Regions from separate parts of the Homo sapiens genome. Here region 1 is linked to region 2. The links are chromatin contacts, found by Hi-C or POLR2A ChIA-PET in ENCODE. All regions are on one chromosome and are shown on one strand. Each heading gives the region's core, a stretch centred on a gene start or an enhancer-like site at or near the end of the contact. The rest is flanking DNA. Distances are from core to core; before and after follow the strand shown.

Region 1 (6,533 bases), core at 3,670-6,169, 52 kb after region 2:
GCCATGAAGACCCAATTCTCTAATGCCTGGGGAAACACTTTGCAAATTGGTCGGTGATGTTTTTAACTGCCTTGGATGGTTTCCTATGAGTGAAATTGTTCTGTTTGGAAGGTGGCTTTAGTTGGAGACAGTGTTATTTGATTGTGTTGAATTCAGTTTGAGTCTACACAAATATGACACAGAGTCTCTGTCCTGAGTGGGTTTGAAGTTTAAGTGGGGGAAGGGAGAGAGATAGTAATGGAGTTAGACTATTTTAGCATCACTGCTTATATGTGTGTGTGTGTGTGTGTGTGTGTTTGCACGTGTGCACGTGTGGTGGATGGGGATCAATTGAAGGGAGTGACCATAGAAGGGCTATTGTAAAATAAATGAATCTCTACTATGTCAATAAGATAGGCTTAGGGGAAGGGGTATTTCAAGATGTGGGAAGAGCACATGCAAGGATCCAAAAGGGCCTGGGGTTGCCAGTTCAAAGACCATCAACCTATGTACCAAGCCCTGCTAGTGTCTGTGGCTAGGATCATTTTCAAGTGGTTCTTCTGTCTTCTGTGCTTTTTGAGGAAGAAGTTGACAGGCAAGGGAGGTGGGTCTGAAAGGAAGGAATGGCCAACCTGGCTTCAAAAGAAGCACCACCAGAGGGTACATACAGTCCTCACCACCAGGGAGGATCTATGCCTGAGGCTGGCCGGGGACTGAGCTGGGGGAAGTAAGGCTGAGTGATATTTCATATCTTTCCTTACTGAGAAGTGACTCTCAGTGAGACTTTTAAGACTGAAACACATCTGAAATGAACTCCCAGCCACACTAGACCATAAATAAAAGGGAAGGAGCCTCTCACATATCAAGGTGAGGCTGAGGGTTTTAAATAAATTTTTATCCCAGTACTCTCAATGACTCTGCAAGATACCCATCATTATCTCCATTTCTAGGTGATCAGTAAAAAGTGGATTTGAAGATCAAATCCAGATCTGTCTGGCTCCAATGTCTATGTCTCAAATGCTCATCCTCTCCATGTCTCTTCCGGGTTTCACAATGGTCAGATGTCTCAGAAAGTTATGGGCACGCGGGTAACAGAATGGTCCGTGGCTACCTAACCTACTATTCCCTGAGTTATGCCTGTAGTGCCCTCCTAGCTAGGTCCCACTTATGCTTTTGGTCCGCTGCTGATTAAATGAATGGATTTAGAAGGTACTTGTTTTCCAGTGTAGACGGAGTAGTCCAAATTCTTGTGAAATAAGGACAATACATGTCCTATTAACAGCTGACACCAAAATATCTTTTAAGAATGATACTATTTGTTTGGAATATAACACATTCTTGGGGGTGCAAAGTGAGACCCCCCAGCAACATGTGTATGAAGATAACTGTTCTTTGAGAGGCAAGGTAAAAATTTGCTTGCTACTCTAGAAAGACAGGAAATGAAAAGTGGAAAAATAAGAGGTGATGAGGAGAGAGAGATGGTGAAAAGCTGAGAGGTGCAGGATGTGACAGCCCAAACTTTGAGCTCATGAGTTAACCCAACTCATGAAATTCTTGGTCCAAATGACACTGTCATAAACCTATGAAAGGATGGAGCTTATGCTCAGGTTACCATGGAGTAGAAATTGGACCTCAGGTGTGAAGATCAGGAACCGAGATAAGGAAATCCAGGAGGATGTCAGCAGTCAGGAATTCAAAGCAATCATGGAAAGAACTCTGGACTCCCACAGGCCTTGATTTCGGGGTTTGAGCCGGTTTAAGTACATTTTCAAGGGATACAGGGACTCTAGCTGAGTTCTACCAAATTGAACTTCTAGCACTCTCCAGAGCAAGATGAGATTCAGCTCAGATAAAAGCATTCTGTTTTCCAGGACCTTAGAATCCAGGTATATAACGAAGGCTACCAGGAAGGATCTGTTGATCATAGCCCAAGATGCCTCTTGGAAAAGATACTTATTTGAATATCTTAAAGATGACAGCCGCCCATTCCTGCAATGTGATCCCACAGCAATGTGGACACTGGTTTCCCAGCAGCTTCATCATGAGGTAGACAAGTGTAATGGCTGAGAGTAAAGGTCAGAGCCAGAGATTAAGGGTCTGTGGGTGCATCATGGTGTTACCACCCTAAGGCTATCAACCCACCTTGGACTTCTGCCAAGGGGAGAGGAGACATGGGGAGAAGAGACAATCTTAAAGAGCAAGTTACACAATGAACTGAGTAACTGGAGTTCCTAGAGGGGCCTAAGGCATAAAGCAGAGATGCCTTGGAGTTTAAGAGCCCTGACAAGATGTGGCATAGCTGCCTCTCCACTCACCTTGGCTTGAGAATGACAGCACGTGGGAAAATCTGAGAGCTGGGATGATGTTACAGTTGATTTCTTTCCTGTCTCTATGACCTTGTAATGCCAAGGAGCCACTGGATGACAATTATTTACTTAGAGCTTAAATACGTTTAAATTCAGAAAATTAAGCACAGCTCTCTTCTAGGTGCTTCAGCAAAATTTTAAACTTTTGTGAAGCATAATGAAATAGATTCTGCTAATCTAAAGGTTTGTGGCTGCATCAGACACCCAAGTTTGGTAATGAGTGAGGCCTCTGGAGCTAGAAAGTCACAGTCATCTTTGAGGGAAGAACTTTGTGGAATTTGGAGGTATATGTATTAGTGTTTACAGGTAAGCTAGCCAGTGATGACTATGATGATTTTTCTTTCCATCTGCCCTTTAGTTACCTACATAAAAAGAAGCCATTGATCCTCTCAGCATATTTCCATTTCCCATATTCCCCTAAGTTATTCCCATAAGCATATCTTAGCAAATTCTGCTAGCAGTAGAACATGTCTTGGTCTGTGAGAGGTGCCTTAAGTGTAAGCACAGGTGAGGGAGGAATGGTGGAAGACTTTCTTGCAATTAGCTCTTCCTGTTCTATGCAAGAGCCCTTCTTGGACAGCTGCTTTTGCAGCATCTGTCTCTTTGTTATCATCATCACATTAGCTAGTATTTGTGGAGCATCTTAAGTGGAGCAAGCACTATGCTGACCACTTTCCAAGAATATTTCTACCTTACTTCCTATAATGTGGTAAATATTCCCACCTTATTCAGTATAAGGTGGCCTTTTTCCTTTTTGGTCTCCATTTTACAAATGTTAAGTAACTTATCTAGTCCCTAGCAAGTAAGTGAAAAACCAAGTGTAGTCTCAGGTCTATATTACTCTAAAGTCCCTGCCCTTAATCTCAGAAATTGTTTCCTAGTCACTATCCTCAGAGAAGAAAATCATTGAAATAATTGTATTCATTCATTCATTCAACATCAACTAAATACCTACTATGTGCTAAGTGCAATGTTAACAGTCAAGACTACAAAGATGAACATGGCATGGTCCCTGACTTTAGGAAGCTCATGGTCTAGGCGTGTAAGTAGATGTTATAAAAGAGAATAATAGGATAATTGCAAGCATCTCAACAGAGCATTATGGGAATACTAAAGAGGAACCATTCTGCATTGGTGGAAGGAGGAGTGTTAGAGTTGAGAAAGAAGATGAGCCTTAGAATTCTTGAGATTAAAAACTAAAAATGAAACTCAGCTTGTCCAAGACATATTTCTGCAGGGTTTGCCGTCTGACTATATGATAACACCAATGATCTCATTTTTCAAGACAAAAAGTTAAGCATTTTATTTACACATCCCACTCTATTATTCTCCATATCCAACTCATCACTATATTATACTAAATATCCCTCCTAAAAATCTTTTGAAAACATCTACTTATCTCCAGAGGCATAGCTACCATCCTAGCATAATCTATCATCATTATCTCTCACTTGAATCTTGGCAGTAACCTTCCAACTGGTCTTCCCATTTTCACTCTTTCTTTGAGCTTCCTTTTCTCTGCAAAGACTAATCTGTTACTCATTTGGACCATATTTTTTCTAGTAGAAAATTTACATTTATAATATATATTTTAAAGTCTTTACTAAACCCAACATTTGGGCCTTCTTGGTATCTATTTCTATTAAAGATTTTTTTCTTGCGTATGTGTAGGGTCCAGCCCCACAGGGTTGGTGGGTTTCTCCCCGTGTGTGGAGACGAGAGAGTGTAGAAATAAAGACACAAGACAAAGAGATAAAAGAAAAGACAGCTGGGCCCGGGGGGCCACTACCAGTCCGACCCTGTGGGGCTGGACCCTACACTATGGATCAGAGTTTTCTATTTTTATTCATGTTTAGTAATTTTTGTTGTATCCTGGACATTATGGATGATATGGCATAAATATTCTGGGTTATGTTATCTTCCTCTGAAGAGTGTTCAGTTTTGTTCCAGCAAATTGTTCAGTTTCTGGCTGATGACCTTGAACTTTTAGAGATTTGGTTTTATGCTTTGTTGGTGGAGGAGGAATTCTGTGGTGTTCTCTAATCTCCTCTAACTTCATAGTACTAAAATTTCAAAAATTCCCAGTGAATCTGGTTGAGGATTGTTTTTAGACTTTATTAGAATACATCTAGTGTAGTCCTTACTCAAGGACCAAGATCAGCAAACTTTCTCTTGAGGGCCAGATAGTAAACATTTTAGGCTTGTGAACCATATGGCCTCTGTAGCAAATAATCAGCTCTACTACTGTAACCTGAATGTAAATGAATGGGCAGGATGTGTTCTAACAAAACTTTGCTTATAAACATTGGTAGCTGAACCAAGAGCCATAATTTGTTGACCCTGCCTGAGGACATGATCCTTACTGTTGTTGTTTTTTTTTTAGACGGAGTCTGGCTCAATCTCAGCCTAATGCAACCTCTGCCTCCCAAATTCAAGCAATACTCCTGCCTCAGCCTTCCAAGTAGCTGGAACTACAGGTTATGCACCACCACGCCCGATTAAGTTTTGGATTTTTAGTAGAGATGGGGTTTCACCATGTTGGTCAGGCTGGTCTCAAACTCCTGACCTCAAGTGGTCCACTTGCCATGGGCTCCCAATTACAGGCATGAGCCACCATGCCTGGCTGACATGGTCCTTATTCTTAAGGCATGGCTTTCTGATGTCTTAACTGGATCTCCAGGTGTTAACAAGGCCTCTACACTCTGACTGAGCAAGAACTCCAGTATCTTCTAGCACTACTTGACTTCTAGTATTTTTGCTCCACTCTCAACCTCATAACAGCCCTTCCTGGTAAGCTTTTATGCCTTCTCCCTGTGTCTGTGCTGTCCATGACTCCTACCACAAAGATATCTGGGGCCCCCTTCCTCACAGCTCCCCACTTTATCATGGCCTACCCCACAGATTCCAGTCACTTCAGTAGTCTCAAAATCTGATTCCTGCTTCTGGTCAGTGGGAATGTCATGCTCTATATGGGCTCTGCCCCTCTACATCACAGCTAGAATATTGTCCCTAAATGAAGAACTGAAAAAAATGAGATCTCACTTCATAATTTTCTTTTTTTTCAAAGGTCGTGGTCTTGCCATTGCCATTGCCAGAAAGCAGTTTCCTTATATATTCTGCCTAGTTTTGTAGTCACTTATGGCAGAGGGCTAGCATAGTGCCAGTGTCTCCATTATTGTCAAAAGCAGAGATCCCCACATTCATACCTGCTCTTTTCAATGTATTTTCTACTCTGCAGCCAGAGTGATATTTCCATCTGATCATATCCAGTGCCCTCTTTAAGATTATTCAATGACCCCTTATTGCTTTGAAGATGACATGTAAGGGACAGTATGGGTTTTTGCCCATCAGTAAATTCCCAACACACAGTGTAGTACCTGCCTTATGATAGCTATGTCTATGATATAACTATTTTTGAGTAAGTGAATGAACAAGAAATAACATTTTTGGCTGACAGAACAACATAAGCAAAGGCAGGGTAGCATAAAATAGTATGGAGAATAGTGAACTATTTGGTGAAATTCCAACTCAGGATGCTGACTACAAATTACTCAAAGGCCTCATGTGCAGAAAATGTGACAATTGAAGCCCATGTTACTGTACTGCCATTTTTTTTCAATCACCAAAGGCCTTAAACCATTTGCTCAGCATGAAGCTCTTAAGATGAATACAGCTGTCGAGGCAAGGCAAGGAAAGCTTTCTTGGACCTCGGTTGGCTGTGTTCACAGACAGACAGATGGACATGTGCGCAGGCAGAGGCAATCATCAATTTGCTAAAAATAACACCTCAACCAGTTTTTCACAGAAACCCTAAAGGAAGAGAAAACAGATCGATAGCAAGCATACCACTTGTGTGATGTTGACGTCCTCCCTGATCAGAGAAAGTGAAATCACCTTGGAGACCAAGTTCTTTCCCAGACAGTAGAGGAAATGACTAAGGCAACTGCTACTTTGGAACCAAGGGAGGCCCCAAAGGACTTATGAGTTGATTAAATAAATCTGACAGGAAATTTTAGATAAGGAAAATTGGCATTTATGATACTCAGGGAAGGGAAAAGCAGGATTTGGGCAGCAATGTATCTAGGACCTTTTCGAAGGAAGATTTTTTTAAATGTTCAGAGGAAAGCGAGGTGTGGGTCTGTGGTTTGAGACTCTGGAAAGAACTCAAATGAGGTCAAAAGTTCTCCA
Region 2 (7,051 bases), core at 1,949-4,448:
TGAGGAATGAGGAGAGACATTACACCACACCCATAATATTGATCTGAGTTCAGAGAGCTTGAGACGGAAGGACACATTGCAGACACACCAGCAACATGAAGAGAATGGGGAAGGGGCAAATGAGGAAATGCAGCTGGAGCTGGGGAGGAGATATTTATGCTTTTCAAGAGGCAGACCTCAGCCTCAGGACAATCCCCTAGGAACTGGGTAACCAGGGAAATGGGAAAATAATAACAGTAGCTAGCATTAACTGAGCACCAAGTTTGACATCCATCTTTCCAGTCCCTCTCCCTGTGAGTTTTCAGAATTTGTATCTAGATATTCATCACCTCTTTCTTCTCTCCTGGGCATACTTGTATGGTACTGCCCACAGCTAAACACTATTTCAGTTGGAGTCTAAACCATCCTGACTGTCAGATTGCTATGTTTCTATACCTGGACACTTTACTATTGACTTAGCCTGAAATCGTGTTAGTATCTTTTTTGTTGTTGTTGAGATGGAGTCTCACTCTGTTTCCCAGGCTGGAGTGCAGTACTGCAATCTCAGTTCACTGCAACCTCCACCTCCCAGGTCCAAGAGATTCTCGTGCCTCAGCCTCCCATTTAGCTGGGATTACGGGTGCGCCACCACCACACCCAGCTAATTTTTATATTTTTAGTAGAGATGGGGTTTCACAATGTTGGCCAGACTGTTCTTGAACTCCTGACCTCAGGTGATCAGCCTGTCTTGGCCTCCCAAAGTGCTGGGATTATAGGCGTGAGCCACTGTACCTGGCCTGACCTGTAAAGAGAGTATCTTTTTAATGTACTTGTTGCCGCATACTCCTGGTGACTGTTCAGCTTCTGGCCAGCTACTCAGCCACTCCTCTCAGATGTTTCTTTATCATTACTGCAAATCAGCTCTTTCCATCCTGTCCCTGTGATTGATTCCTGGGCTCAGTATGTAGAACTTGACATTTATCTCTGCTAAATTTCATCCTGTTGGTTCAGGTCCATTGTTCCTAGCTGTCAGAGTTTAAATCTACCCTATCAGCCTTCTCTTCCAGCTTTGTGTGGGGCTATGGGGGTGAGGGAGTGGAGCTGGCTGTGGCAGAACTGAGATGGGTGGCTGCTGCTACAAGGCATGGCTCAGTAAAGTGAAGAAAGTTGGATGGGGATGAATGGAGTTTATGGAATGGGTCTGGCTCAGGGCTGGTACAGAGCATGGCAAATAGCACAATAGATAACATTTATTATGGGTTGGTCAATTTGAGTTTGGTGATAGTGTACAAGGCAGTTCAATATGGTGGGCGGGGCACGTGAGCAGTAGTCCTAGGCAGGTGTAACACCAGAGGGGCACAGCACTGAGATTCCAGAGGGTCAGAGCAACAAGAGTGAGACCCAATCAGTGACTGGGAGAACAGAGGCAAGAGTCCAGTGCTCTGGAAGAGAAAGAGCATTTTCAAGGACTAGGCAGGGAGTTAACTTAGACCCCTTTCTCTCCTTCACCTCTCACACCCAATAGACCACCAAGACCTGCTGATGCTACCATACAACTATCTTGCAGTTAATTTTCTTTCCATACTTTGTTTTATCTCCAGTTTAAACATTATTGTTTATTGCCAAATCTATAGATTACTAACTGATCTTGCATTCTCAATCCCTCCCGCTGTATAACGCACAGGATCTTTCAAATTTGTGTCTGACCTAAACCTTTTTATGGTTCCCCATCATCGGTAGCATGAAGCACAGACTCCTCCCCATATTGCAAAGACCCTCTGTGATCTGGCTTCTGCCATATCCTCAGATTCAACTTAAGCTTAATCTATTCCAAGTGAGTTGCAGACATCAAATCTTCTAGCCTCCTAGTCTCAGCACATCCCGATCTCTCTGCCCGGATCGCCTACTAGCCCTGCACTTTCTCATCTGTGAACTCTCAACCTTGCTATCCTAGTCCTGACATAGCCTCTTAAGGGAAGCCTTTCGGGAGCTCAAGTTCCAAAGCCTGGCTACCCCAGCACCAGGGTGAGCAGCTCTCATAACTCATTATCATGCATTTTATTAGAGTTTATTTGTGTACCTCCCTTACTGGACTTCAAGCTCCTTGAAAAAAGGGATTGCTTTTTAAAAATCTCTGCATATAATATGTGATCAGCAGGTTTTTGATGAGATGGACATGAATATCAAGGTTTCCATATCTGCAGTCTGGGGTTAGGGCAGAGTCCTAGGATACTGGGATATAGGAGTAAAAGATAGAAATGAGGCTGGACAGGCTGGGTGTGGTGGCTCACGCCTGTAATCCCAGCACTTCGGGAGGCCGAGGCGGGCAGATCACGAGGTCAGGAGATTGAGACCATCCTGGCTAACATGGTGAAACCCCATCTCTACTAAAAATACAAAAAAAAAAAAAAAAAAGAAAAAATTAGCTGGGTGTGGTGGCGGGCGCCTGTAGTCCCAGCTACTCGGGAGGCTGAGGCCGGCGAATGGTGTGAACCCGGGAGGCGGAGCTTGCAGCGAGCCAAGATCTGGCCACTGCACTCCAGCCTGGGTGACAAAGCAGGACTCCGTCTCAAAAAAAAAAAAAAAAACTAGACAAAGACCTAAGTCATTAGGGTGTGTGAGTGTGTATGTGTGTGACAGAGAGGAAGAGAGAGAATATACCTTGATCTCTAAGCCTGCCCTAGGCATCAATGAAAAAATATGAATTCCCTTGATTAGCACTAATTATGGGGGTGTGTGTGTGTGTACCGTGTACATGCACACAATCTGTAGTGTAGCATTATGAGAAGAATCAGGCTTTTAGAATCAGGTTTATTGAAAAGAATCACTAAACCAGGGTATACTGTTTCTGCTACTTTGCACCCATGTGCCTTTGGATAAGCTCATCGATCTCTCGGATCCTCAGTTTTCTCATATGTAAAATGGGGCTAATCATGTCTGTCTCTGAGTCAATGTAAATAAAAAAACACCTCACCCTGTGCCTGGCAAGCGGCAGATGCTCAATAAATAGCATGCACTTGGTTATCGTGGTTGGTCCACTGAGGAAATGTAAGCCCAGCACACCAGCTGGACTAAACATGGTCTTCACTGCAGGGAGGCTGAATGTCATCAAAAGGCTCTTCAGGAAATGAGAGCAGAGGAGGAGACAGGATGTTAACAGCCTGATTCATTAGGAACTCTTCCTGTAGTCTTCACTGGGGCAGGGTCAAGGGGCCGGGAACACTTGGACAAGCTGCTCGGCACATCCTCTTCTGCCACAGGCCGGAGTCTCACTCCCAATACCTGATGCTCTATCTTCCCCCTCAGGACAATGATTCTATTAGTCCCTGAAAACAGCTCTGTTTACAATGCTGCCTCATGACAGGCAGGAGGGCTTCCAAGATTTCAGTTTATCTTCCATTAGCTGCTTTTTAAATTTATGCCTTCCTCCCAGAGAGGGCCCACAGACTCTATGCTGAGATACAGAGACAGCCGCAGCTTGGCCTTATCGGCAAGCACACCGATAAATCATCGCTCTGTGGTTTCATCCTGGGGAAGTGATACATCTCATCTCATTGGTTTGTTTCCCAGGCTGATATTTTCTGATTTCCTACCTAGACTCTGAGGTTTATTCTATTTGGAGTTTGCATCCTCTTATGCCAAGGATCAGCAAACGATTTCTGTAAAAGGCCAGAGAGTAAATATTTTAGGCTTTGGGACACCTATGGTCTCTGTCATATATGCTTTCATTCTCATCGTTTTCTCTTTTTTTTTTGTTGCAACCCTTTAAAAATATAAAATGGCTGGGCGTGGTGGCTCACGCCTGTAATACCAGCACTTTGGGAGGCAGAGGCAGGTGGAGCACAAGGTCAGGAGTTCAAGACTAGCTTGGCTAACGTGGTGAAACCCCATCTCTACTAAAAATACAAAAACTTAGCTGGGCCTGGTGGCACATATGCCTCTAATCCCAGCTACTCAGGAGGCTGAGGCAGGAGAATTGCTTGAACCCAGCAGGCAGAGGTTGCAGTCAGCCAAGATCGTGCCACTGCACTCCAGCCTGGGCAACAGAGCTAGACCCTGTTTCAAAACAAAATATATATATGACATTTTTAGTTGGGATTGTATAAAAATATGCCATAGTCTGAATAGTGTCCCAAATCAGAGGGCCACAGTTCGCTGACTCCTCACATCATTCACTAAATAAATGCAATCACAAACTTATTCCCCTCCTCTACCTTTTGCCCCATTTCCTGACTCCTCCTCCCTCTCCTCCCTTTTCCATCTTTTCTCTTCCTGCCCTCCCCTCCCCGCTTCCTCCTCCCCTTCTTTTACTTCCGTCCTCTTCCCTCCATGCCCCTCCTCCCTTGCTCCCTTCTTCCTTTTCTTCTTTCCTCCTTCAGCATTTACAGAGCATTTACTAGGTTTGGGGGTGCTGTGCTGTGGCTCAGGGATATAAAGATGAGTACAACAAGAGCCTTCTTCTCAAGGATGTTCCAGTATTTGAGGAGATGAAGCCTGCAACTGTAGACGGTCAAGTGTACTAACAGGAATCACAACCTGTCTGCCTTGACACTGTGTGGGCAGTGTGACAGCGTTATCTCGGGCTACCACCTGCAGGCCATGGAAGCCCAGTAGAGAGAGAAGACAGAGCCTGCCTGCCTAGGGAGGGTGGTGGCCATCCCAGGGAGGTGGGGCCAGTCCAAGTTGGACCTCAAGCAAGAGTTTACCTCATAGTGCTTTCCATGCAGTGGAAACATTTAAGCAAAAGGGTAAAGGCAGGAGAGTACATTTGAGAAAGGCATTCCTGAGAAGTCAGGTGGGGTACACAGCACACCTAAAAGTGGAATGATGTGGCAGGTAGGAGCTTGAAGAGCATTTACTAGGTTTGCTCAAGCTTGAAGCTGCTCCAGGCTGCCTTCAGTTTCTGGGTTTATCCTTCCAACCTGGCACTGTCTCCCATGCAAACCTCCTATGATGCAGACCCCTGGAATAGCTCCCATCACTCACCAGCACCATCATCTCCAGAAAAAGCCCTGTCAATATTTACCCATGGAAGGGTGACCTCTTACTTCTGAGGAGTTTTGGACCTGAATGGAGTTCAGTTGACAAACTGTCAGAGCCAACCTCCAGAGCTGGAGTTGGTTACAATCTCAATCCTTTACTCACGTTTGGGGATCTTTGGGCCAGCTCCTTAAGCTTCCCAAGCTGGTTTTTGTTAAGTTATAATAGTGCCTCCCATAGGAATGCTGGGAGAAAGATGTGAGTTAATGAATGTAAAGTGCTTAGCACAGCATCTGGCACAGGGTAAGTGTCTGGTAAATGTCAGTTGTTTCTATCAAGAGAGGGGAGGAAGGTAGGACGGAGGGAGGGCGGGACAGGATGCTGGGGTCAGATCACACCTGCCTAGAACTGACTTTGGACTTTAGCATGTAGGTAATGGGGACCATTTAAAGGTTATAAGCCAAGGCCTCAGATTTCACCCCCTTTAGGCTCTAACCCCCTTTTAGACTATGGACATTGGCAAAACCTATGGGGCAGGCTTCATAATGTCCACTTCACAGATGAGTCAAGTGAGGCTTAGGGAGCTTAACCTCTTCCTCAAGGCCAATCGGCTCATCTGCCGCAATCCCAAGTCTGGTTTCCTGAACTCTGTGTTCTATGCTCTTCCCTCCCACACTGCTCGCTAACAGACTGACAGACGGCATCATGCCAGCCTTGCCCAGGCTCCAGTTAGCAGACAAATCATAACTGGCTGGCGGGGCTGCGTGCCTGCTGCAGTTGTGTTTATCATTCATCAGAGAAGAGAAGCAACCTGCCAGGCCGGCAAGTCAGGCCCCGCAGAGAGAAGACTTAAGGTGATGTAGCCTATGGGGCTGGTCCTGGGGATGAAAATTTGGATTGTTGGATATGCTTAGGAAAAGAATATTTCAGCAATTCACTGAAAGCTGAATATAGCCCTTGCCCAGGGAGTGCTTTGAGTACTTAAGGAACTGGTGAAAGCAAGGCTAGACTGGGAGCCAGGAGGCCTGGGTTCTGCCCTAGCCTTGCCATTACAATAGGGGAGAAAGCACATCTTGTTTTAATTTCTGGATTTCAGAGTCCTACTGTGTAAAAAGAAGAGTTTGGGAAAATTCAGCTTAAGAGTAGATAGTACTGTAGTGGGGTTATGGAAAAATTCTGTTCCCTTCTCTTTAAATAGCCCTCCAGAGGGAGGTAGTAGCTGTGGGGTAGCACAGAGCAGTGAAGTGAGCATCTATCTGCATGTGAGTCTGGACTTTGCCTGTAACTCACTGTGTGACCTGGAGTTTTCCAGCCCTGTCTCAGAACCTGAGTTCTTGTATCTGTACAGCAGGTGGGTTGGGCCAGAGCAGAGATCTCTAACTGATGACCTGTGAGCTAAATCTGACCTGTGGATGAGACTCATTTAGTTCCCAGACAGATTCATCTTTCTAATTATTACCCATTTTTTTAAAGTGACCCAACATTTAAAAATCAGAAGAATTCACATACAATTCTGGATTCCTAAGTTTTCTTGAAAAAGCAGAGGGTAGCCTGGCATGGTGGCTCATGCCTGTAATCCCAGCACTTGGGGATGCTAAGGGTGGGAGGATGGCTTGAGAATAGGAGTTTGAGGCCAGTATAGTGAGACCCCATCTCTACAAAAACTAAACAGAATTAGTTGGGTGTGGTGGTGCATGCCACACCCAACTAATGGGTGGGAGGATTGCCTGAGCCCAGGAGGTCGAGTCTGCAGTGAGTTGTGATGGTGCCACTGCACTCCAGCCTGGGCAATAGAGTGAGATCTTGTCTCAAAATAAAACTAAACATTAAATTTTTTAAAAAAAAGAAACAAAGGGCTTAGTCACACCGAGCCCCCATTCACACTGGGAGCACACACTGGCATTGTTCCTTTGGACTGGTGGCCACTGCCAGTTCCCACCATTACCACCCAGTACCCTGGGCTCATTCATGTCACCAGCTTGTAGAAGCATCTGAGAGTGCAACCCCTGCACGAGGCCTTGTGAACCCACATTCTCTGCCCGTAGACATGAACATGTCACCCTGCTCTCTGAGACAGAGACCCAGCTCCTCC

Evidence for each region. Hi-C counts contacts between places; a loop is a spot of excess contacts on that map. ChIA-PET counts read pairs that join two places held with the same protein, here RNA polymerase II (POLR2A). Pooled maps may share reads with other maps.
Region 1: a loop to region 2 is called in a map of psoas muscle, with 1.9 times the contacts of the local background. The contact joins the promoter of ASIC2-AS1 here to the enhancer-like site in region 2. A Hi-C loop is called at or near these places in 4 of 168 maps with a recorded cell type or tissue (Ramos, breast epithelium, left lung and 1 more) and 1 of 50 pooled maps. POLR2A ChIA-PET finds 5 or more read pairs at or near these places in 1 of 52 experiments (MCF 10A).

Annotation. Positions count from the first base shown.
Region 1 is chr17:33,554,088-33,560,620 of GRCh38, forward strand. It overlaps ASIC2-AS1 (ASIC2 antisense RNA 1), which reads left to right and starts at 4,920. Exons shown (of 4, transcript XR_001752838.2): 1 at 4,920-5,135. LOC112268206 (a long non-coding RNA gene) reads left to right here. Exons shown (of 3, transcript XR_002958160.2): 3 at 4,729-4,750. It also overlaps a transcript of ASIC2 not described here.
Region 2 is chr17:33,503,863-33,510,913 of GRCh38, forward strand. It overlaps a transcript of ASIC2 not described here. Among named protein-coding and RNA genes, the nearest start is that of ASIC2-AS1, 52 kb to the right of the region's middle. Within about 2 kb of position 3,199, at least 3 of the 41 ENCODE cell types and tissues checked have a DNase peak (open chromatin) inside an H3K27ac peak, as active enhancers do.